2 separate regions of the Homo sapiens genome follow, and region 2 is linked to region 1. A link is an interaction called in ENCODE POLR2A ChIA-PET data of the cell type or tissue named here. Cell type or tissue: Caco-2. All regions are shown on one strand. Links, peaks and the distances in the headings refer to the core of each region. The heading gives the core; the rest is flanking DNA. Region 1 holds the start of LINC03139 (long intergenic non-protein coding RNA 3139). Region 2 overlaps ASCC1 (activating signal cointegrator 1 complex subunit 1).

Region 1 (16,471 bases), core at 5,258-13,257:
TGAGGTGATGCACCTGCCTCGGCCTCCCAAAGTGCTGGGATTATAGGTGTGAGCCACCTTGCCTGGCCGAGAGTCCATCTTTAAAAATAAATAAATAAATAAATAAATAAAAAGTAATTTTATTTGAAAAACAGGAAGACCAGGCATGGTGGCCCACACTTGTAATCCCCACACTTTGGGAGGCTGAGGCAGGAGGATTGCTTGAGGCCAGGAATTTGAGACCAGCCTGGGTAACACAGTGAGACCCCATCTCTACAAAAAAAACTTAAAATGATCACTGCTCAAACCTAAGCCAGTAATAAAAAAAGAAAAAAAAGGGCTGGGCACGGTGGCTCACACCTGTAATCCCAGCACTTTGGGAGGCCAAAGTGAGCAGATCACGAGGTCAGGAGATTGAGACCATCCTGGCTAACACAGTGAAACCCTGTCTCTGCTAAAAATACAAAAAATTAGCCGGGCATGGTGGTGGGCACCTGTAGTCCCAGCTACTCGGGAGGCTGAGGCAGGAGAATGGCATGAACTTGGGAGGTGGAGCTTGCAGTGAGCCAAGATCGCGCCACTGCACTCCAGGCTGGAGGACAGAGTGAGACTCCATCTCAAAAAAAAAAAAAAAAGAGAAGAAAAGAAAAAGGAAAGAACAAAAATAGCCAGGTGTGGTGCTGTGCCTGTAGTCCCAGCTACTTGAGAGGCTGAGGCAGGAGGATCTCTTGAGCCCAGGATGTTGAGGCTGCAGTTAGCTATGATCGTGCCACTGCACTCCAGACTGCATGACAGAGTGAGACCCTGTCTCAAAAAAAGAAAAGAACAAGCATTACAGGGGCTGGGGGTAAGGGGGATGGGGATGGGACGTTATCGTTTAATGGGTACAGAGTTTCTGCTTTGCAAGATAAAGCGAGTTCTGGAGATGGGTGGTGGTGACTTTGCACAGCACAATGCGTGTATTTCATACCACTGAACTGTACACTTAACAAACAGTGAAGCTGGCAAATTTTATGTTATATATATTTTACTACAATTTTAAAAGCTGGGGGAAGAATTGCAAATTTTGGCTGCACAGCCTTTACATCAGAGGAGATGGCCCAGGTGCAGCCATGTGCGGTGGCTGCGGAGGCAACAGTGAAGATGACAATGATTGCTGACATTTAAGAAGTCCCCAGAGACAGCAGGGATAATGAGTAGGAAAAAACTCTGAGGGCAGGGGCTATGTCATACCCTCCTCTCCATACCCAGCACCAAGCCCATAGAGTGCAGTGGCGGGCTCTCAGCCACAGCGGCTGAGGAAGTGGTTGCGTCTGCATCGGCCTGCAGTGGACTGCCGGGGCAGGAAGAAGAACTAGCTTGTCTTTCACGGAGTCTTGTGTCCTTAAACCCAGATAAAGCGGCCTAGAGACAGTGAGAGAACAATGAGGGTTGTTGCAGACTAAAGCCGGGCCCTGGGCAATGTTTGGCCTCTGCCTGGGCCTCGGGCCCCACCCCCCATGTCCCCGGGCCCCACCCCCCAGGTCCCCGGGCCCCACCCCCCAGGTCCCCTTCCAGAACTTCACCAGTCTTGCCGGCCTCTCAGAGAGTCAGCCAACCCCTGAGGCCTTTCGGGGACTGATAACGCTCACCTTTGGCTCAGACTGAATCCAAACACTTCACCTCTTTTTCTTCACAGAGCCCCATCCTCCAAAGGACCCTGTTCCAGCTTGTGACAAACCCAGAGGCAATCCTGGTCATCCGGAGGAGGAGGTGTCTGTGCCGTTGCTTGGAGCTGACTGTAGGCCTAGAGGCACAGGATTATACAGGATTGTAAGAGAATTGTATTTTTCTTCCTTGCATTTTTCGGTGTTTTCTAAATTTTTTCAATGAGTATCCTTTTGAGAATCATTAAAAAAGAATACATTTTACTTGACAAGGTATATAAATACATGGGTTAAGATATTAAAATAGAAAGAGTAAGGATTGCTTGCACGTTACAGAGTCTGGGATTTGGAGCTCAGTGCCTGGCACTGAGGGGATCAAAGTGCCAGGTGCTCAAAGTGTTCGTTGAATGAGAGGCGGGGGTGGGGGTAATGGGTGGTGAGACTGCTACCCTGTCCCTCCTCCCTCACCACATCAATGTCTGTGAAGCATTTCTAGAGGATCTACTGTGCAATGGAACCCTGGGAGCCAGGGGTGACTGGGGAGGCAGCAGGTGCAGGTGCTGGTAATGCCGTGCCATTGGGAGCCCCACTGGGGGTCCTCCATGAATCACAGGGGACCCATACCCAGGATACTGAGGAAGCTTCCAGAAAAAAAGAGTGATGCTGGCCCTGGATTGTGAGGATGGGCAGGGGTTTTTTGGAGTGGGAGAAGGGTACAGGTGTTCCAGGTCATCAGTCCAAGTTCCTTCACTCCTTCATTATTTACTTGCTCAGTCATTTCACAAACAACCTTTTTTAAAATAATTAGACAGGGGTCTCACTATGTTGCACAGGCTGGTCTCTCACTCCTGGGCTCTGGCGGTCCTCCCGCCTTGGCCTCTGAAAGCGCTGGGATTGCAGGTGTGAGCCACCATGCCCAGCCTCACAAACATTTATCTGCAGTCCAAACTGGATCCAAACTCTCCTCACCGCACCTCTGTTTCTGGAGAATGCTTCCAGGGCGCCTAGAATATACCAGGTCCTGACCTAGTGACTAGAGATACAGCTGCCACTCATAAATAAACATATGCTAGCATGGCAAGAAGAAAAGATGGCAGGATGGCAGAGAGAAAGCTGCTAGGGAGCAGATGCAGAATGAATATCTGGAGCAGGAGCAAAGGGCAAGAGCCTCCAGACTGGGGGGAAACGACCTGGGCATGCTCAAAGGCAAAAGAGGCCACTGGAGATGTGTGAACAGCAAATGGTGTGATCTGATTGGGATCGTAAAGGATCACTTCCACACAACAGTGATCACACTTTGTCCACAGGCACCCTTTAAAAAACCCCTTTCAAATTTTTTTTTTTTTTTTTTGAGATGGACTCTCACTCTGTCACCCAGGCTGGAGTGCAATGGCACGACCTCGGCTCACTGCAACCTCCACTTCCCAGGTTCAAGCGATTCTCCTGCCTTAGCCTCCTGAGTAAGTGGGATTACAGGCACCTGCCACCATACCCGGCTAATCGTTATAGTTGCAGTAGAGACGGGGGTTTCACCATGTTGGCCAGGCTGGTCTCGAACTCCTGACCTCAGGTGATCCGCCCTCCTTGGCCTCCCAAAGTGCTGGGATTACAGGCATGAGCAAATGTGCCTGGCCCCTTTGAAATTTTTATCATTAGCCTAAACTTGCAAATGATGCATTTGGTGGTTTGCTGTAGACTGTATATCATCTTTAAATATTTTTTCCGCTCCCGCTCCCGCTCCCTCTCCCTCTCCCTCTCCCCACGGTCTCCCTCTCCCTTTCTTTCCACAGTCTCCCTCTGATGCCGAGCCGAAGCTGGATGGTACTGCTGCCATCTCGGCTCACTGCAACCTCCCTGCCTGATTCTCCTGCCTCAGCCTGCCGAGTGCCTGCGATTGCAGGCGCGCGCCGCCACGCCTGACTGGTTTTCGTATTTTTTTGGTGAAGACAGGGTTTCGCTGTGTTGGCCGGGCTGGTCTCCAGCTCCTAACCGCGAGTGATCCGCCAGCCTCGGCCTCCCGAGGTGCCGGGATTGCAGATGGAGTCTCGTTCACTCAGTGCTCAACGGTGCCCAGGCTGGAGTGCAGTGGCGTGATCTCGGCTTGCTACAACCTCCACCTCCCAGCCGCCTGCCTTGGCCTCCCAAAGTGCCGAGATTGCAGCCTCTGCCCGGCCGCCACCCCGTCTGGGAAGTGAGGAGCGTCTCTGCCTGGCCGCCCATCGTCGGGGATGTGAGGAGCCCCTCTGCCTGGCTGCCCAGTCTGGAAAGTGAGGAGCGTCTCTGCCTGGCCGCCATCCCATCTAGGAAGTGAGGAGCGCCTCTTCCCGGCCGCCATCACATCTGGGAAGTGAGGAGCGTCTCTGCCCGGCCGCCCATTGTCTGAGATGTGGGGAGCACCTCTGCCCTGACGCCCCGTCTGGGATGTGAGGAGCGTCTCTGCCCGGCCGCCCCGTCTGAGAAGTGAGGAGACCCTCTGCCTGGCAACCGCCCCGTCTGAGAAGTGAGGAGCCCCTCCGCCCAGCAGCCACCCCGTCTGGGAAGTGAGGAGCGTCTCCGCCCGGCAGCCACCTCGTCCGGGAGGGAGGTGGGGGGGTCAGCCCCCCGCCCGGCCAGCCGCCCCGTCTGGGAGGGAGGTGGGGGGGTCAGCCCCCCGCCCGGCCAGCCGCCCCGTCTGGGAGGGAGGTGGGGGGGTCAGCCCCCCGCCTGGCCAGCCGCCCCGTCCGGGAGGTGAGGGGCGCCTCTGCCCGGCCGCCCCTACTGGGAAGTGAGGAGCCCCTCTGCCCGGCCACCACCCGGTCTGGGAGGTGTACCCAACAGCTCATTGAGAACGGGCCATGATGACAATGGCGGTTTTGTGGAATAGAAAGGGGGGAAAGGTGGGGAAAAGATTGAGAAATCGGATGGTTGCCGTGTCTGTGTAGAAAGAGGTAGACATGGGAGACTTTTCATTTTGTTCTGTACTAAGAAAAATTCTTCTGCCTTGGGATCCTGTTGATCTGTGACCTTACCCCCAACCCTGTGCTCTCTGAAACATGTGCTGTATCCACTCAGGGTTGAATGGATTAAGGGCGGTGCAAGTTGTGCTTTGTTAAACAGATGCTTGAAGGCAGCATGCTCCTTAAGAGTCATCACCACTCCCTAATCGCAAGTACCCAGGGACACAAACACTGCGGAAGGCCGCAGGGTCCTCTGCCTAGGAAAACCAGAGACCTTTGTTCACGTGTTTATCTGCTGACCTTCCCTCCACTATTGTCCTCTGACCCTGCCAAATCCCCCTCTGCGAGAAACACCCAAGAATGATCAATAAAAAAAAATAAATAAATAAAAATAAATAAATAAATAAATATTTTTTCCACACAAAACTGGGGCTACACATTTAGTCCCTTTAAGAAGAATGCCTGCCACATCACGCCCCATCAACACAGTCAAGCAAGACAAGACTTTCTTTCTGTCAGAAAACCCTGGCTTCATGTTTGAAATTCAAATAAGGGTGTGGCCCCATGACAACGTTCTCACTTCTGAGCCTTATCTGGGCCAAAGGAGTGTGACCCTGGTTCCTGCCCTCATAGTGTGCTGAGAACAGGCTCTGCCTCCAGGTACCTCTCTAACTACCTACTGGGGGTAGGAGGTTGTTCACAGGGCACTGCCCCATGGAAGGCCCAGTTGGGCGGGAGTTGTGCCTTTCTTGTGTGAGGTGGCAGGATACCAAGAAAGGGGACACGGGGGGCTGGGCCCGGTGGCTCACGCTTGTAATCCCAGCACTTTAGGAGGCCAAGGCGGGTGGATCACGAGGTCAGGAGATCGAGACCATCCTGGCTAACACGGTGAAACCCCATCTCTCCTAAAAATACAGAAAATTAGCCGGACGTGGTGGCAGGTGCCTGTAGTCCTAGCTACTCGGGAGGCTGAGGCAGGAGAATGGTGTGAACCCGGGAGGCAGAGCTTGCAATGAGCAGAGATCGCGCCACTGCACTCCAGCCTGGGCGACAGAGCAAGACTACATCTCAAACAAAAAAAAAAAAAGAAAGAAAGAAAGGGGACACGGGGAAGCCAGACAGGAGGATGGCAGCCACATGACATTGCTGTGCATCCAGGATTTGAGCGTGGATAGCTCTGAGGGAGAGTTGTGTGGGATCTGCACCCAGGCTCCATGCTCTGACATGGAGGATGAAGAGTGGGGAAAAGAGAAGGATCCCGGATACCACTTAGAGGCCACTGAGGCCACCTGGGAGATGATGGTGGCCTGGACTGGGGTAGTAGTAGTGGAAGTGCTGAGAGCAGGTTTAGTTCAGGAAATATTTGCCTTCTCCCTGGGTTCTGGAGCCTGGCACGCTTATTTGCAAAGGGGACCTCCCCACCCACAGGGGCTGCAGGATTAGGAAGCCACACACAAACAAAGCCACACACCAGTCCAGGGCAAGGAACAATTTTTACAATCCAGTATAACAAGCTTCCAGGCTGTGTGCACACCTTCCAGATAGGCAGGGGGTTTGCAGATGAAAGGGAACCGGTGGCACAGCGCACACTGAGCTGAGAGTTGGGAACCTGGGTTTGAGTCTCTGATCTTCTCGGGGGGTAACCTTGGGCAAGGCCCTTGGCCTTTCAGAGCTGTGTGCTCCCCGTTGGGACAGTAAGGACAGTCATCTAGACCTTTCAGCTTTGAGGGTTTCAGTTCTAGTTTCCTGGGTCATGCTGGCTGTGTGCTCTCACTCCTTCTAGGGCTGTGGTTTTGCAGGCCTGGGACTTGGGCCCTTCTTTCTCATCAGGTATGGGACCCAAGCACAGTGGGTCCTCAACCGCCGGCTCACTGACTCTTCAACCCATCATGATGCTCAGAGATAGCAGTGGCTGGGTGACCAGATGTCCCTGGCCATGCTCAAAAGTGTCCTGGTGAGGATGATAAATTAGACACAAGTGGGCATGGTGGCTCACACCTGTAATCCCAGCACTTTGGGAGGCCTAGACGGGTGGATCATCTGAAATCAGGAGTTTGAGACCAGCCTGGCCAACATGGTGAAACCCTATCTCAGGCCGGGCGTGGTGGCTCATGCCTGTAATCCCAGCACTTTGGGAGGCCGAGGCAGGTGGATCACGAGGTCAGGAGTTTGGGACCAGCCTGGGCTGCATGGTGAAACCCCATCTCTACTAAAAAAATACAAAAAATTAGCCGGGCATGGTGGTGCGCACTTGTAATCCCAGCTACTTGGGAGGCTGAGGCAGGAGAATCGCTTGGATCGGGAGGCGGAGGTTGCAGTGAGCCAAGACTGGATCATGCCACTGCACTCCAGCCTGGGTGAGAGGGCGAAATTCCTTCTAAAAAAAAAAAAAAAAGAAAAGAAATCCATCTATACTAAAAATACAAAAATTAGCTGGAAGTGGTTGCACACCTGTAACCCCAACTACTCAGGAGGCTGACGCAGGAGAATTGCTTGAACCTGGGAGGCGAATGTTGCAGTGAGCCGAGATCGCGCCATTGCACTCCAGCCTGGGCAACAGGGCCAGACTCTGTCTCAAAAAAAAAAAAAAAAAAATTAGATGGTCACCTTTCCACTATAGGTTGTAGGACCCACCAACAACCTAAGATCACTTCCATCTCTGAAGGCCCAAGGGAGGCCAGAATCTGGCAGTCACCCTGAGTGGGGAGGGAAACAGAGAATAATGTGGAATCAGCTGAGTCACGGGGTCCAGCCGCATCCCCAGAAGGTGCCTTCTGGGACCTGCCCTGACCTGGAAAATTAAGCCTTTTCTAGAAATACAAGCTGCTACTGGCCTGGAGGAGGGTGGCACACATCAGTTTCTAGCCCTGCTATGTGGCCTTGTCCCTGTAACTCCTAGAACAAAGCTTAATAAACCCTCCTCGTCTTTCCTTGGGCAAGGCTTCTGAGGCCTCAGTGATTACATGAAATCCCAAGTTAATTTTTTAAGCAGATTATCTCTATGGCCAAAGACCAAAACAGTGGAAAAAGCCTTGCCCAGGGAGTCAGAAACTTGGGGGTTTTGTCCCAGCTCTAGCCTCTTGCTGGGTGACCTTGGGGGAGCCTCTTGATCCCTCTGGGCCTCAGTTTCTCTTCCTGTAAAAGGAGGCCATTGGACTAGGGTGCTCTCTGAGGGACTGCAAGCTCTATTTTATTTATTTATTTATTTATTTATTTATTTATTTATTTATTTATTTATTGAGATGGAGTCTTGCTCTGTTTCCCAGGCTGGAGTGCAGTGGCACCATCTCGGCTCAGCCTCCTGTGTTCAAGCAATTCTCCCGCTGCAGCCTCCCGGGTTCAAGCAATTCTCCCACCTCAGCCTCCCGAGTAGCTGGGATTACAGGCGCCCACCATCATGCCTGGCTAATTTTTATATTTTTAGTAGAGATGGGGTTTCACCATGTTGGCCAGGCTGGTCTCCAACTCCTGACCTCAAGTGATCCACCCACCACAGCCTCCCAAAGTGCTGGGATTATAGGCGTGAGCCACTGTGTCATGCCTATTTATTTATTTTAGAGACAGAGTCTTGCTCTGTCACCTAGGCTGGAGTGCAGTGGCATGTTCATGGCTCCCTGTAGCCTCAACCTCCTGGGCTCAAGTGATCCTCCCACCTCAGCCTCCCAAGCAGCTAAGACCACATGCCCACAACACCACACCCAGCTAATTTTGTGTATTTTTTGAGATGGGGTTTCGCCATGCTGCCGAGGCTGGTCTTGAACTCCTGGGCTCAAGTGACCCTCCCGCCTCAGCCCCCCAAAGTGTTGGGATTATAGGTGTGAACCACCGTGCCCTGCCAAATCAAATAATCAAATATTTTCTTGGCTTTACCTTTTTTTTTTTTTTTTGGAGACAGTCTTGCTCTGTTGCCCAGGCTGGAGTGCAATGGGGCGATCTTAGTTCACTGCAGCCTCCACCTTAGCTTTACTTCTGTATCTGTCCCAGCTGTGTTCTCTCAGTAGAGCTCATGAATCACTTCTGGTTTGGATCTGCCTGATTCATGAGTCATCATTTGCTCAAATAAACTTTCTACACCGGGCGCAGTGGTTCACGCCTGTAATCCCAGCACTTCAGGAGGCCGAGGCAGGTGGATCATTTGAGGTCAGGAGTTGGAAACCAGCCTGACCAACATGGTGAAACCCTGTCTCCACTGAAACAAAAACAAAAACAAAAACAAAAATTAGCCGGCGGTAGTGGCGCATGCCTGTAATCCCAGCTACTCGGGAGGCTGAGGCAGGAGAATTGCTTGAGCCTGGGAGGCAGAGGTTGCAGTGAGCCAAGATCGTGCCACTGTACTCCAGTCTGGGCAACAGAGTGAGACCCTGTCTTTAAATAAATAAATAAATAAAATAAAATATGAATAAATAAACCTTCTAATTTTATTGTGCCTCAGTTTACTTTTAAATGTGTTATTGAGAACTTACAGAGTGCTGGCATGGTTAAGGGTTTTTTGCTTTGTTTTTGCAGATTTTCATTAATTTAATTAGATTAATGAGTATTAACATTTACTTAATTTAAATTTTTTAGGTTAAATTTTTAATTTAATTTTATATTATTTTACTTAATGTTTAAAGTGAAAATAGTTGTAATTACTTATAGTTACTTAAAATTAGTATTTAATATTAACTTTTTCCTTTTTTTTTTTCTGGGATGGAATCTTGCTCTGTCGCCCAGGCTGGAGAGCAGAGGCGCGATCTTGGCTCACTGCAATCTCCGCCTCCTGGGTTCAAGCGATTCTCCTGCCTCAGCCTCCCGAGTACCTAGGACTGCAGGTGCCTGCCACTACTTCCAGCTAATTTTTGTATTTTTAGTAGAGACGGGGTTTCACCATATTGGCCAGGCTGGTTTCAAACTTCTGACCTTGTGATCCGCCCGCCTCGACCTCTCAAAGTGCTGGGATACTTTTTCCTTTTTTTTTTTCTTCTTAAGAAACTGGGTCTCCCACTGTTGCTCAAGCTGGAGTGCAGTAACATGATTATAGCTCTCTCCCTCTCCCTCTCCCTCTCCCTCCTCTCCCTCCTCTCCCTCCTCTCCCTCCTCTCCCTCCTCTCCCTCTCTTTCCACGGTCTCCCTCTGATGCAGAGCTGAAGCTGGACTGTACTGCTGCCATCTCGGCTCACTGCAACCTCCCTGCCTGATTCTCCTGCCTCAGCCTGCCGAGTGCCTGCGATTGCAGGCGCGCGCCGCCACGCCTGACTGGTTTTCGTATTTTTTTGGTGGAGACGGGGTTTTGCTGTGTTGGCCGGGCTGGTCTCCAGCTCCTAACCACGAGTGATCCACCAGCCTCGGCTTCCCGAGGTGCTGGGATTGCAGACGGAGTCTCGTTCACTCAGTGCTCAATGGTGCCCAGGCTGGAGTGCAGTGGCGTGATCTCGGCTCGCTACAACCTCCACCTCCCAGCAGCCTGCCTTGGCCTCCCAAAGTGCTGAGATTGCAGCCTCTGCCCGGCCGCCACCCCATCTGGGAAGTGAGGAGCGTCTCTGCCTGGCCGCCATCCCATCTAGGAAGTGAGGAGCGTCTCTGCCCGGCCGCCCATCGTCTGAGATGTGGGGAGCGCCTCTGCCCTGCTGCCCCGTCTGGGATGTGAGGAGCGTCTCTGCCCGGCCACCCCGTCTGAGAAGTGAGGAGCCCCTCCGCCCGGCAGCCGCACCGTCTGAGAAGTGAGGAGTCCCTCCCTCCGGCAGCCACCCCGTCTGGGAAGTGAGGAGCGTCTCCGCCAGGCCAGCCGCCCCGTCTGGGAGGGAGGTGGGGGTCAGCCCCCCGCCCGGCCAGCCGCCCCGTCCGGGAGGGAGGTGGGGGAGTCAGCCCCCCGCCCGGCCAGCCGCCCCGTCCGGGAGGGAGGTAGGGAGGGTCAGCCCCCTGCCCGGCCAGCCGCCCCATCCGGGAGGTGAGGGGCGCCTCTGCCCGGCCGCCCCTACTGGGAAGTGAGGAGCCCCTCTGCCCGGCCAGCCGCCCCGTCCGGGAGGGAGGTGGGGGGGTCAGCCCCCCGCCCGGCCAGCTGCCCCGTCTGGGAGGGAGGTGGGGGGGTCAGCCCCCCGCCCGGCCAGCCTCCCCGTCCGGGAGGGAGGTGGGGGGATCAGCCCCCCGCCCGGCCAGCCGCCCCGTCCGGGAGGTGAGGGGCGCCTCTGCCCGGCCGCCCCTACTGGGAAGTGAGGAGCCCCTCTGCCCGGCCAGCCGCCCCGTCCGGGAGGGAGGTGGGGGGGGTCAGCCATCCGTCCGGCCAGCCGCCCCATCCGGGAGGTGAGGGGCGCCTCTGCCCGGCCGCCCCTACTGGGAAGTGAGGAGCCCCTCTGCCCGGCCACCACCCCGTCTGGGAGGTGTACCCAACAGCTCATTGAGAATGGGCCATGATGACAATGGCGGTTTTGTGGAATAGAAAGGGGGGAAAGGTGGGGAAAAGATTGAGAAATCGGATGGTTGCCGTGTCTGTGTAGAAAGAGGTAGACATGGGAGACTTTTCATTTTGTGCTGTACTAAGAAAAATTCTTCTTCCTTGGGATCCTGTTGATCTGTGACCTTGCCCCCAACCCTGTGCTCTCTGAAACATGTGCTGTGTCCACTCAGGGTTGAATGGATTAAGGGTGGTGCAAGATGTGCTTTGTTAAACAGATGCTTGAAGGCAGCATGCTCCTTAAGAGTCATCACCACTCCCTAATCTCAAGTACCCAGGGACACAAACACTGCGGAAGGCCGCAGGGTCCTCTGCCTAGGAAAACCAGAGACCTCTGTTCACTTGTTTATCTGCTGACCTTCCCTCCACTATTGTCCTGTGACCCTGCCAAATCCCCCTCTGCGAGAAACACCCAAGAATGATCAATAAAAAAAAAAAAGAAAAAAAAAACATGATTATAGCTCCTTGCTGCCTTGAACTCCTGAGCTCAAGCAATCCGCTTCTCCCAGCTCATCCTCTTTTAACAGGTGTTGGTATCTCGGAGTGACGGTCTCCTTTGCCCTGCCCTGTGCTTGCCACACCAGAGCCACCATAATTTTTTGCTAACTTTCTGGAAGTGATGACATTTGGCATGGAGTCAAATGCCTGTGGCTCAGCATGTGACCCCGCTGAATCACATGGCTCACATAGGGTGTTCTGGGTGACCCAGACAATTCTGAGGAGGACTGAGCCCTGTGGCTTGGCATTCACTGAATCACATGACCTAAGCAGCTGCAGGCTGTGGCTTGCAGTGTGCATCCTCAAGGCTGTGACCCCAGGTGGGGCCCGAAGGCCCCAGGAGGGAGTGGAAGGGGCTGTGTTTACCCTGGGGAGGGTGGGTGCTGGCAATATCTCCTGCTGGGCCCTTGGACAACGTCAAGCCTTGCTTAAGGTGAGTGAAGGCCACCTCCCTTTGATAGGTCTCACAACATGCAGGAGATCAGGTTTTTAGTTATCCAAAGAAGAAAGGGTTTTCCCCGAAGGGAAAAATATTTTTACTTGTCTCTTTTCCGCTTTTCCGCATTTTCTCAGTTACTGATAGTGAACAAATATTGTAGTCGCCCTTATCTTCAGGGGATACTTTCCCAGAGCCCCAGTAGATGCCTGAGACCTAAGTGATAGTATCGAACCCTATATATGTTCTGCTTTTTCTATACATACACACCTGTGATAAAAGTTGAATTCATAAGTCAGGCACAGTAACGGATTAACAACAATAAATAAGTAGAACAATTATAACAATGTGCTGTAATAAAGTTAGGTCAGCATGCTCTCTCTCTCTCTCTCTCTCAAAATGTCTTAGTATTTTTGGAACTTAGTTGACCACAGGTAACTGAAACTGCAGAAAGCAAAACCTTGGATAAGCAAGGGGGACTACTGTACTGCCTTGGTAATCAGAAAATAAACCTTGTTATCATTATTTTCATGTCTTTTTCTTTCTTTCTTTTTTATTTTATTTATTTATTTATTTTTTTGAGACGGAGTTTCGCTCTTGTTGCCCAGGCTGGAGTGCAGTGGTGCGATCTCGGCTCACCACAACCTCCACCTCCTGGGTTCAAGAGATCCTCCTGCCTCAGCCTCCCTAGTAGCTGGGATTACAGGCATGCACCACCATGCCTGGCTAATTTTGTATTTTTAGTACAGACGAGGTTTCTCCATGTTGGTCAGACTGGTCTCCATCTCCTGACCTCAGGTGATCCACCCGCCTTGGCCTCCCAAAGCGCTGGGATTATAGGCGTGAGCCACTGTGCCTGGCCACTTATTATTTTGAGACAGGGTCTCACCCTGTCACCCAGGTTGGAGTGCAGTGGTGTCTCCCACTGCACTCCACCACCCAGTACCTCCCTGGACTCAAGTGATCCTCCTGCCTCAGCCTCCTGAGTAGCTGGAACTACAGGCACTTGCCACCATGCCCGGATAATTTTTTGTAGAGATGGAGTTTCGCTACGTTGCCCAGGCTGGTCTCGAACTCCTGGGCTCAAATGATCCACCTGCCTTGGCCTACCAAAGTGCTGGGATCTGGGATTAGATGTGTGAGTCACTGTGCCTGGCTACATGATTATTTTTTAATGCCATTCCTGAGACCATCAGCATTTACCACACTGCTCATCTCAGGATTTTTTTTAAGGGGTCCAGTACTGGGTGGTGGGAAGGAACATCAACTTCATGTCTGTAATCCCAGTACTTTGGGAGGCTGAGGGGGGCAGATTACTTGAGGTCAGGAGTTCGAGACCAGCCTGGGCATCGTGGCAAAACCCCGTCTCTACTAAAAATACAAACATTAGCCAGGCGTGGTGGTTCACACCTGTGCTCCCAGCTACTCAGGAGGCTGAGGCAGGAGAATTGCTTGAACCCTGGAGACAGAGATTGCAGTGAGCCAAGATGGCACCACTGCACTCCCGCCTGGGTGACAGAGCAAGACTCTGTCTCAAAAAAAAAAAAAAAAAAAAAAAGTGGAAAGCCCTGCCCCACCATTTTCTAGCGGTGTGTCCTTGGGCAAGCCACTTAGCTTCCCTGAGCCCCAAGTTCCTTATAAGATGGGACTAGTAATAACAACAGTTAACCTTATTGTGGGCTTAACGTGTGCCAGGCACTGTTCTGCCCAGTTGACATGTATTCAATCAGTCTGTCCCAACTACTCCGTTAGAAAGGTACTATTTTGGCCTCATTTTATAGATGGGGAAACTGAGGCACAGAGAAGGTAAATATTCTGCCCGGGTCACTCAGCTAGTCCATGGTGGAGATGGGATATGAGTCCAGACTGTCTGACCATGAGGCCTGGAAGAGCCTGCCCACTTATTCACACTGGACCCATGGGGTCGGTGAAGTTTAAATGAGGTGGAGCACATGGAGGGCACAGAGTCCCGCACACAGTAGGGTTCCAACCCTTGCCCTCACTCCTTCCAGGGCCAGAGAGAGCCCATGCAAATGGCCAGCATCATCTGGGACACCTACCACCAGAAGCACTGGCCTCCAGGGCCACTGTGCTACCATGGAGTGGGGCCTGGATGACCCGTACCCTGGCTCCCACAGTCACATTGGTGATGGGGACAGCGCAACCGGAGGGGCGCAGTGCCTTGCCCAAAGTCCCATAGCTTGGTTGTGATGAGTGTGGACTAGGAACCAGCTCAGACTCCTATCAGGGCCTTTTCTGTAGACCACAGCCTCTGAGTCCAGGAACAGCTCCCGCTGGGATGCAGGGGACAGGCTCTGACATCTTGGGTCTGGGTGTTGTCAGACACTGGCTCAGCAGCTGGGCAGGCGGGGGAGGGGATGGGGGGATGCTGGGAACACCTGGACTGTGGGCAGATGAGGGGAAGCAAGAGCCCAGCCCACAGTCAGCACAGCACGCTCCTCAGCAACTGCTGTTGGCAGGGTTGGTGGCAGTGGACTGAGGGTCTCTCTCCTCCCCCAGCATTGACATCACTCCAGCCTCGGCAGCCCCCTTGTCCTGCTACCAGCACTGGGGTGAGGCAACCATGGGGATGGGGCTGCCAGGTAACTACACTTGTGGGGGCTTGTGGAGCAGATATAGGCCCATGGCGGGGGTGGGGCTGGGAGAGGGGAGGTTGGAGAACAAAGGTCCCCTGGGATGCACAGGCTCTGGGATAGTTTCCCCACTTTCTTTCTCCATTAAGAAACCCTCCTCCCCTTCTTAATAAATAAAAGGGAAAGAACTTCCCCCAACACCATCATTCACCTGCAGCCTCCTCCGCCTGTTGTTCCTGCTGATGGCATCCTGACCAGCACACAGCAGGCCCAGTGCCAGGTGCATTTCCTCCCTGCCCTCCTCTCATTTTCACAACAGCCTAGGCCCAGGGGCTGTCCACCTTCTGAATGAGGACACCAAGGGTTGGTGCCCAGCAGGATCTCACAGTTGGTACAGCTAAGGGATAGAGCGGGATTTGGACCTTAGCGTCTCCTCCTCTGGACACTTTCAAGCTAGATTGCTTAAGAGAAATATTTTATTGCCTCTTTTTTTAAAAAAAAGAAGATGAAGATGAAGACGAAGAAGAAGAAGAAGAAGGAGAAGGAGGCCAGGCATGGTGACTCATGCCTATAATCACAGCACTGTGGGAGACTGTGGTGGGTGAATCAGTTGGGGTCAGAAGTTCGAGACCAGCCTGGCCAACATGATGAAACCCCATCTCTACTAAAAATACAAAAAAAAAAAAAAAAAAAAAAAATTAGCCGGGCTTGGTGGCATGCACCTGCAGTCCCAGCTGAGGCAGGAAAATCACTTGAATCCAGGAGGTGGAGGTTTTAGTGAGCCGAGACCTCACCACTGCGCTCCAGCCTGGGTGACAGAGCAAGGCTCCATCTCAAAAAAAAATAAAAATAGCTGGGTGCGGTGGCTCACGCCTGTAATCCCAGCACTTTGGGAGGCTGAAGCAGGCGGATCACCTGAGGTTGAGAGTTCGAGACCAGCCTGAGCAACATGGAGAAAACCCATCTCTACTAAAAATACAAAATTAGCCAGCCGTGGTGGTGCATGCCTGTAATCCCAGCTACTCGTGAGGCTGAGGCAGGAGAATTGCTTGAACCCGGGAGGCGGAGGTTGTGGTGAGCCAAGATTGCGCCACTGCACTCCAGCCTGGGCAATAAGAGCAAAACTCCATCTCAAAAAAATTTAAAAAAAAATGTTATTTGGGTGTGGTGGCACACACCTGTGGTTCCAGCTATTTGGGAGGCTGAGGCAGGAGGATCATGTGAACCCAGGAGGTCGAGGCTGTAATGTGCCATGATTGTGCCACTGCACTACAGCCTAGGCAACAGAGAGAGACCTTGTCTCAGAAAGAAGAAGAAAATTTTTTTATTGCGTTATAATTTATATACCATGCAATTCACACATTTAAAGTGTACAACTGGGGCCAGGCATGGTGGCTCACACCTGTAATCCCAGCACTTTGGGAGGCCGAGGTGGAGGGATCACTAGAGGTCAGGAGTTCGCCACCAGCCTGGCCAACATGGTGAAACCCTATCTCTATTAAAAATACAAAAATTAACTGGGTGTGGTGGCACATGTGGTGTAGTCCCTGCTACTCGGGAGGCTGAGGCAGGAGAATCACTTGAACCTGGGAGGCGAAGGTTGCAGTGAGCCTAGATCGTGCCACTGCACTCCAGCCTGGGTGAGAGAGCGAGACTCCGTCTCGGGGAAAAAAAAAGTGTACAATTTGCTGCGTGAGGTGGCTCATGCCTGTAATCCTGGCACTTTGGGAGGCCGAGGTGGGCTGATCGCTTGAGGACAGGAGTTTGAATCCAGCCTGGGCAACATAGCGAGACCTCATCTCTATTTATTATATAAATAAATAAATAAAGTGTACAAATCTGCCAGGCACAGTGGCTCATGCCTGTAATCTCAGCACTTTGGGAGGCTGAAGTGGGAGGATCCCTTGAGCCCGGGAATTCAAGACCAACCTGAGCAACATTGTGAGACCCTA
Region 2 (8,000 bases), core at 1-8,000, 270 kb before region 1:
TTTATTAGGGAAAAACTGAGAAACCCTTCATCATAGGAGGAGATTGCAACCTATTTCTTAATTATTGGTAGATCAAGCAGATATAAAGTCAGTAAAGATACAGAATATTTTAACCATGAGCAAGTTTTATCTAATACTCATCTCTGGAATTATATGCCCAGTAATTAGAGAATTCATATTCTTTTCAGGCACATGGAACAGTAGAAAAAAAATGATTACATACTAGATCATAAAGTAAGGCTTAGTACATTTTAATGAGTTGGTATCTTGCATATTATACTTTCTGACCAGAGATAAAACAAGGTTACCTACAGTTACCAAATTATTAGGAAATAATAAGGGAGTTTGAGGCGTGGTGGTATGCATCTGTAATCCCAGCTACTTGAGAGGCTGAGACTGGAGGGTTGCTTGAGCCCAGGGGTTTGAGGCCAGTCTGAGCAACAGAGAGACCCTGTCTCTTAACAACAACAACAACAACAAAAAGGGAGTTTAGTAAGGTGATTGACTGTAAAATCAGTATAATAAAATCCTTTGGTTTTCTGTATACCAGCAGCAAACAGAAAGCAGTATCATTTAAAATAAAACACATTTATAGTAGCAACAAAAATTATAAGGAAATTAGGAATAACTATGACAAAACACATTTAATAACACATTTAATACCTTTTTTTTTTTTTTTTTTTCCTGAGACGGAGTCTCGCTCTGTCACCCAGGCTCGAGTGCAGTGGCACCATCTCTGCTCACTGCAAGCTCCACTGCCTGGGTTCACGCCATTCTTCTGCCTTGTCCTCACGAGTAGCTGGGACTACAGGCGCCCACTACCATGTCCGGCTAATTTTTCGTATTTTTAGTAGAGATGGGGTTTCACCATGTTAGCCAGGATGGTCTAGATCTCCTGACTCGTGATCCACCCACCTCAGCCCTCCCAAAGTGCTGGAATTACAGGCGTAAGTCACCATGCCTGGCCCATTTAATACCTTTTTGCAGGAAATTATAAATAAATTGAGAGACTATATGAATTGTATGCAATTATATACTACATGTGTAATGGAAACGAAGTATCAGGAACAGGAGGGGGAGGTATTTAAAAGTCATTACTCTAGTCCAGCTGAGAAGCAAAGAAGGCCTGAACTAGAGCAGTAGCAATGAGAATCACGTGGATGCAAGAATAGTGAAATCTGGCCGGGTGCAGTGCCTCACACCTGTAATCCCAGCACTTTGGGAGGCTGAGGCGGGCAGATCACCAGAGGTCAGGAGTTCAAGACCAGCCTGGCCAACATGGTGAAACCCCGTCTCTACGAAAAATACAAAAATTAGCCGGGCATGGTGGCACATGCCTGTAATCCCAGCTCCTCCAGAGGCTGTGGCAGGAGGATTGTCTGAGCCTGGGAGGTGGAGGTTGCAGTGAGCTGAGATCACGCCACTGCACTCAAACCTGGGCAACAGAGGAAGACTCAGTCTCACCAAAAAAAAAAAAAAAAGTGAAATCTGCTGGATTTGGCAATTTTCTGAAAGTAGAGGGTAAGAATAAGATGAATGTGAACTCTCATGACTAAACTGGTTAATCTCAGGAATGCAAAGATGAATTAGGAACAGAAAAATCTAATAATATCCTACTAAATGGGTCAAATTAAAAAATAATAGCTAAGTGCATGGCTGAAAGACTTTTGATAAAATTTAATATTTTTTCAAGAAACTTTCAAAAAATAAAAATAGATACTGTCTAATATGTCTATTTTAAATCAACAATCATATTGAACAGTAATATACCAGGTTTATTCCCATTACAATCAGAAAACAGGGTTGCCTACATTTATCATTAATATTAAACACATTGTTCTGACAGTTTTGGCTAATACCCCAGCTACAGAGACAATTTTAAAAAGTACATAGGTGTTGTGTGGGAAAATTTTTTTAGAAGACCAATGGTCATTATTTGCAAATAAATAGCATTCTACTAAAAATACTTGTAAAAGCTTTAACATTGATAAGAGATCAGTAAAAGTGCTAATAAGTAGTTAGACAAAAGATAAATATCCAAAAATAAATAATTTAGTATCTACAAAGTACCAGGCATTGTATCAGATACCGTAAGGGAAACAAAAATGGGTACAATGGCTCTTATGTTAGGGAGCTTAAATCTATTCAGTAATTCATCTGTTACAAGGAAGGCTAATTTTAAAAGTAGAAGAAAACTAGGTAGATGTTTGATAAGAGACATGAGAAGGTCATTGCTGGTAAAAGTATAAATTAATATAAGCTTTCTAGAGAGCATATTCGCCTTTTACTCCCAGAGTTTTATTTTGTATTTCTTAGACTTTGCTGATTTTCCCTGTAGGAATTTATCCAATGGAATTAATCAGAAATATGGGGACAAATATCTATATGAAGATCCCGATTACAGTATTGTATATAACAGTAAATACTGGCGGCAGTCTAAATGGTCATCAAAATCAAATTGATGGAAAATAAACTGTAGAACATCTGTAGAATAGAGAATACTGTGGGTTGACTAAACATTATATCTTGGGAAAGTATTCACTGTAGATTATTATGTGTTAAAAAGAGATTACAAAGCAATTTGTATACTGACTTCTATCTCAAAAGTGGGAAGAGAGAGCAATAGAAGAATAAGTCAGCCTGGATACATAAACAATTTACCAGTCGTTATTTGTGGATAACAAGTAATTTTTTTCTTTTAGCTTGTCTGATATATATCTATATATATCTGTATATCTATATCTCTATGTCTATATCTATATCTATCTATCTATCTATCTATCTATCTATCTATCTATCTATCTATCTATAAACAATTTGATGTTATACTTGGTATACTTGGTCAGCTCCAGGTTAGTGGTAATTAGTATGTGCTTGTAAGTGGTAGAATTGTGGTTTGACCCAGCTCTGTTTGACTGTAAAGCCTGTGCTTATGGGACAGAAAGAGGACATTAAAAATAAGTGGATATAGTCTACTCTTTTGAGCGTTTGGTGAAAAGATGAGAGAGGTATATATGTGTGCATTAAATTCCACAGTGGTGCAGCCCTGCATCACTATACATAGTTTGCCATCTTCCTTTCACAGCCAAGCCTCTTTTTACATTGTTTTTGCTTACAAAAATAAAATCTTACAGATGGGTGAAGTGAAAATTAAACAGTTCCTTTTCCCCCTCCTCCAACTCTTGAGTTTTCCTCCTCAGAGCAAATACCGAGAGTCATTGTCTATGCATATAATTTTACATAAATTGATCACATTACACATATATTTCTGCAGTTCATTCTTGTGAAATATAACCTACACATTACTTTTATGTTAGTGAATATAGATATTATGAAACACTACTACATCAGTCTAAGCAATAGCTTATGTACCATAGGACTTTGCTTAAAAATCTTTCATCATTTCTCATCATCTTTTGAATTCATAATCCTCAGTCTAGCATTCAAGATCTTCCAGTATGACATCATCTTAATACTTCAGCTTTATCTCCCACTATCTAGTGCCTGCCCTGGGCCCCAGCCTGCTTCATTATTGGTTGTTGATCTTTTGTTGTTAATATTGTTTCTTGTGACTGAAATTTCCCTTATATTACTCCTCTTTTGTCCAAATGCTATTTCTCTTTCCTCTTGCCATCCTTTCTTCTTTTTCTTAAATAGACTGTAAGATTCTTGGGGGCAGGGAGTTATGTGTTATTTGGCTGCCTTTTGTAATGCATGACATAGATGTTCGAAGAATGTTTGTTATTTATTCATTTAACTGATGTAAAAAAATGCATTGAGTGCAGTTAGCTTCTTATCCTAAGCCCGTCCTCCTTGCAACCTATACTGGTCCTAACCCCACTATAATCTCTTCCACTTTTAAATTACCCGAAACACTCTGTATTGCTTATGTTATTACCAAAATCTACTTTATAGTCTCATAAAAATAATAACAAAATTTTATCTTAGTGGATTGTAGATCTATTAATAACAAGGACCATCTTTGCTTAGTTTTTATTCTTGTAATCACTAGGATGATGTCTGTACACAGTGAGCGCTCAGGAAGCATTAATTGGATGGAGCTGAATTAAATTGGGAGGGAAAGCCCAAACAAAAGCTTGAAATTTGCACTTTCTAGGCAGTCAGTGATCATTCTGCAGCACAAACTCCTTATTTGTAAAGATGGTCCTGGAATGCTTGAGCTTTATAGCACTTACAGGCCTTTAAACTAAGAGCTTAGATTTAGTGCATTAATAACTGGCTTCTGTTTTCAAATCCAAAGCACTATCTAAGTGATAAAGCTGCTTAAGAATAATTCATTCCTTTTTTCATAGCAACCCTGTTATATTTAATTTGCTTATTAGGAAGCAAAGGCATAGAGAAGCTTTGTGATTTATTCATAAACAGGAAAGGATCAATGAAATAAGAATTGAAATAATATACTGTTAGAAATGGCTGGGTGCCGTGGCTCACACCTGTAATCCCAGCACTTTGGGAGGCCAAGGTTGGGTGGATCACGAGGTCAGGAGATCGAGACCATCCTGGCTAACACGGTGAAACCCTGTCTCTACTAAAAAATACAAAAAATTAGCCGGGCGTGGTGGCGGGCATCTGTAGTCCCAGCTGCTCGGGAGGCTGAGGCAGGACAATCGCTTGAACCTGGGAGGCGAAGGTTGCAATGAGCTGAGATTGTGCCACTGCACTCCAGACTGGGCAACAGAGTGAGACGCCGTCTCAAAAAAAAAAAAAAAAAGAAAAAGAAAAAAGAAATATAGTGACATATTGTCAACCTGAAATTTAACGATTATGTCCAAGTACCCTTAAGCTCTCTTAATAGAATTCCAAAATATTTGCTATCTGTGAATTCATTCATGAATGCATGTAAAGACTGTTGAGCACTGATTATGTGCCAATTAGGCATTAGTTTAGGTGCAGAGATAAAACAGTGAATAAGACAAATAGCCAGTCTTCGTGGAGTGCACAGTGAATTGAAAACAGAACAAGCCGAGCGCGGTGGCTCACGCCTGTAATCCCAGCACTTTGGGAGGCCAAGGCCAGCAGATCACCTGAGGTCAGTGGATCAGCCTGCCCAACATGGCAAAACCCCATCTCTGCTAAAAACACAAAAATTAGCTGGGTGTGGTGGCGAATGTCTGTAATCCCAGCTACTCGGGAGATGGAGGTTGCAGTGAGCCAAGATTGCGCCACTGCACTCCAGCCTAGGTGACAGAGTGACTCCATCTCAAAAAAAAAAAAAAAAAAAAAAAGAAAGAAAGAAAGAAAAAGGAAACAGCACAGGCTGCCTGTAGACTTGGATTCTGGTTCCTCTGTCACTGACTGAGCAACCCAGCCTCTCTGCATCATTTCCTTCTGTGTAAAAAGAGCAGGTTACACTAGAACTTTTTAAAGGATATTAGTCCCTTCAAAGTTTTGAGTCTGTAAATTGTCAGAAATCCTAGTTTTCCAGAAAGACAAAGGTGGAAACTGATTTCTTTCATGTAGTCTGTTTAGTTTACTTACTCCAGTATTTCATGCTTCGTGTTTCATGTTCAGTTTTATATAGCTGAACTCCCTGTCTACTTTTTTTCTTCAAGAGATTAAGGGGGAAAGTGAGGAATTATTCTGTTGTGATTTGTAACTGAAGTGCAATTTGCGGTGCATGGTTATATTCAGACCTAAGTTATATTTAGAAATATATGGTTCAGCCAGGCACAGTGGCTCACGCCTGTAATCCCAACACTTTGGGAGGCCAAGGCAGGTGGATCGTTTGAGGGCAGGAGTTTGAGACCAGCCTGGGCAACATGGCAAAACCCTGTCTCTACTAAAAATACAAAAATTAGCCGGTGGCAGTGGCACACGCCTGTAATCCCAGCTACTCGGGAGACTGAGGTAGGAGAATCGCTTGAGCCTGGGAGGCAGAGGGTTGCGGTGAGCTGAGATCGTGCCACTGCACTCTAGCCTGGATGAGAGAGTGAGACCCTGTCTCTGAAAAAAAAAAAAGAAGAAGAAGAAATATTATGGTTCTTAGATGGTGTTAATCAGAAACTTTTAAAAGCAGTTTATCTGAAAATTTTTTCTGATTACGTAACCTCACCATCCATAGATATACATTTAACACAAAAGGTTAAGTGTTTATCTGCGTGGTGAGGTTATGTTTTCCTTTTTATGCTTTTCGTACTTTTTTCATATGTTCTATAATGAGCTTGTATTATTTTTGTAATTGGGGAAAAAGATTAAGATAACTATATAAGGAAGCACAACATCTCTCTTAATTGGTTTCCGTGCTTTTAGTTGTTTTTCGTTTTTCCTTATGTTTTTTCCTTTTTTTTTTTTTTTTTTTGAGATGGAGTCTTGCCCTGTCACCCAGGCTGGAGTGCAATGGCGCAATCTTGGCTCACTGCGACCTCCGCCTCACGTGTTCAAGCTATTCTCCTGCCTCATCCTCCCAAGGAGCTGGGATTATAGGCATGCACCACCACACCCATCTAATTTTTTGTATCTTTAGTAGAGATGGGGTTTCACCATGTTGGCCAGGCTGATCTCGAACTTCTGACCTCGTGATCTGCACGCCTTGGCCTCCCAAAGTGCTGGGATTACAGGCGTGAGCCACTGCACTTGGCCTGTTTCTTGCTTCTTAAAAACTGTCATTGATGGCCTGGCATGGTGGCTCACACCTGTCGTCCCAGCACTTTGGGAGGCCAAGGAGGGAAGGTCGCTTGAGGCCAGGAGTTCAAGACCTACTTGAGCAATATAGTGATACCCCGTCTCTACAAAAAGTTAAAAAAAAAAAATTAGCTGGGCATGGTGGTATGTCCAGAATTGGTTCCTTCCGGTGGGTTCTTGGTCTTGCTGACTTCAAGAATGAGGCCGCGGACCCTCGTGGTGAGTGTTACAGTTCTTAAAGATGGTGTGTCCGGAGTTTGTTCCTTCAGATGTTCAGATGTGTCCGGAGTTTCTTCCTGCCGGTGGGTTCGTGGTCTTGCTGACTTCAGGAGTGAAGCTGCAGACCTTTGCAGTGAGTGTTACAGCTCTTAAAGGTGGCGCATCCGGAGTTGTTTGTTCCTTCCGGTGGGTTCATGGTCTTGCTGACTTCAGGAATGAAGCCGCAGACCCTCGTTGTGTTAGAGCTCATAAAGGTAGTGCGGACCCAAAGAGTGAGCAGCAGCAAGATTGATTGTGAAGAGTGAAAGAACAAAGCTTCCACAGCATGGAAGGGGGACCCAAGTGGGTTGCTGCTGCTGGCTTGGGTGGCCAGCTTTTATTTTTATCCCTTATTTGGCCCCGCCCACATCCCCCTGCTGATTGGCCCATTCTGATTGGTCCATTTTACAGAGTGCTGATGGGTGCATTTATAATCTTTAAGCTAGACACAGAGCGCTGATTGGTGCATTTTTACAGAGTGCTGATTGGTGTGCTTACAATCCTTTAGCTAGACACAGAGTGCTGATTGGTGCGTTTTCACAGAGTGCTGATTGGTGCGTTTACAATCCTTTAGCTAGACACAGAGCGCTGATTGGTGCGTTTTCATAGAGTGCTGATTGGTGCGTTTACAATCCTTTAGCTAGACACAGAGCGCTGATTGGTGCGTTTTTACAGAGTGCCGATTGGTGCATTTACAATCCTCTAGCTAGGCAGAAAAGTTCTCCAAGTCCCCCATTCAACCCAGGAAGTCCAGCTGGCTTAACCTCTCAGTGGCATTTACTTGTAGTCCCAACAACTTGGGAGGCTGAGGCAGGAGGATAGCTTGACCCCAGGAGTTCAAGGCTGCAGTTAGCTGTGATTGTGCTACTGCACTCTAGCCTGGGCAGCAGAGTGAGATCATGTCTCTTAAAAAAAGAAAAACAACAACAACAACAACAAAAAACAACCCTCGGTTTCCTATGGCTTACCAAGTAAGAGTCCAATGCTGCCTGACCCATGTGGCCTTCACAGCTTGGCTTCAGCCTGCCCTTCCCTTTCTACAGATTTTCTCCAGTCCTTGAATGTATTGTGTTCTTTGACATTCAATCTCTCAAATACTC

Evidence for each region. ChIA-PET counts read pairs that join two places held together with the same protein. Peaks named below come from ENCODE experiments on the same cell type or tissue, not always from the same donor. Only the 100,000 strongest peaks of a DNase experiment are listed, where the experiment ranks them.
Region 2: POLR2A ChIA-PET joins it to region 1 with 12 read pairs; 2 of 35 experiments call an interaction of 5 or more read pairs at or near these places.

The regions. Positions count from the first base shown.
Region 1 is chr10:71,863,625-71,880,095 of GRCh38, reverse strand. LINC03139 (long intergenic non-protein coding RNA 3139) reads right to left here and starts at 2,009. Exons shown (of 2, transcript XR_007062186.1): 1 at 1,611-2,009; 2 at 989-1,383. RefSeq lists enhancers at 3,219-4,099, 6,408-6,477. In Caco-2, for the core only: no CTCF peak of the experiment used is centred there; DNase peaks (open chromatin) are centred at 8,652 and 11,775.
Region 2 is chr10:72,135,847-72,143,846 of GRCh38, reverse strand. All of the region lies in intron 7 of ASCC1 (activating signal cointegrator 1 complex subunit 1), which reads left to right. Among named protein-coding and RNA genes, the nearest start is that of SPOCK2, 51 kb to the right of the region's middle. In Caco-2, for the core only: no CTCF peak of the experiment used is centred there; no DNase peak of the experiment used is centred there.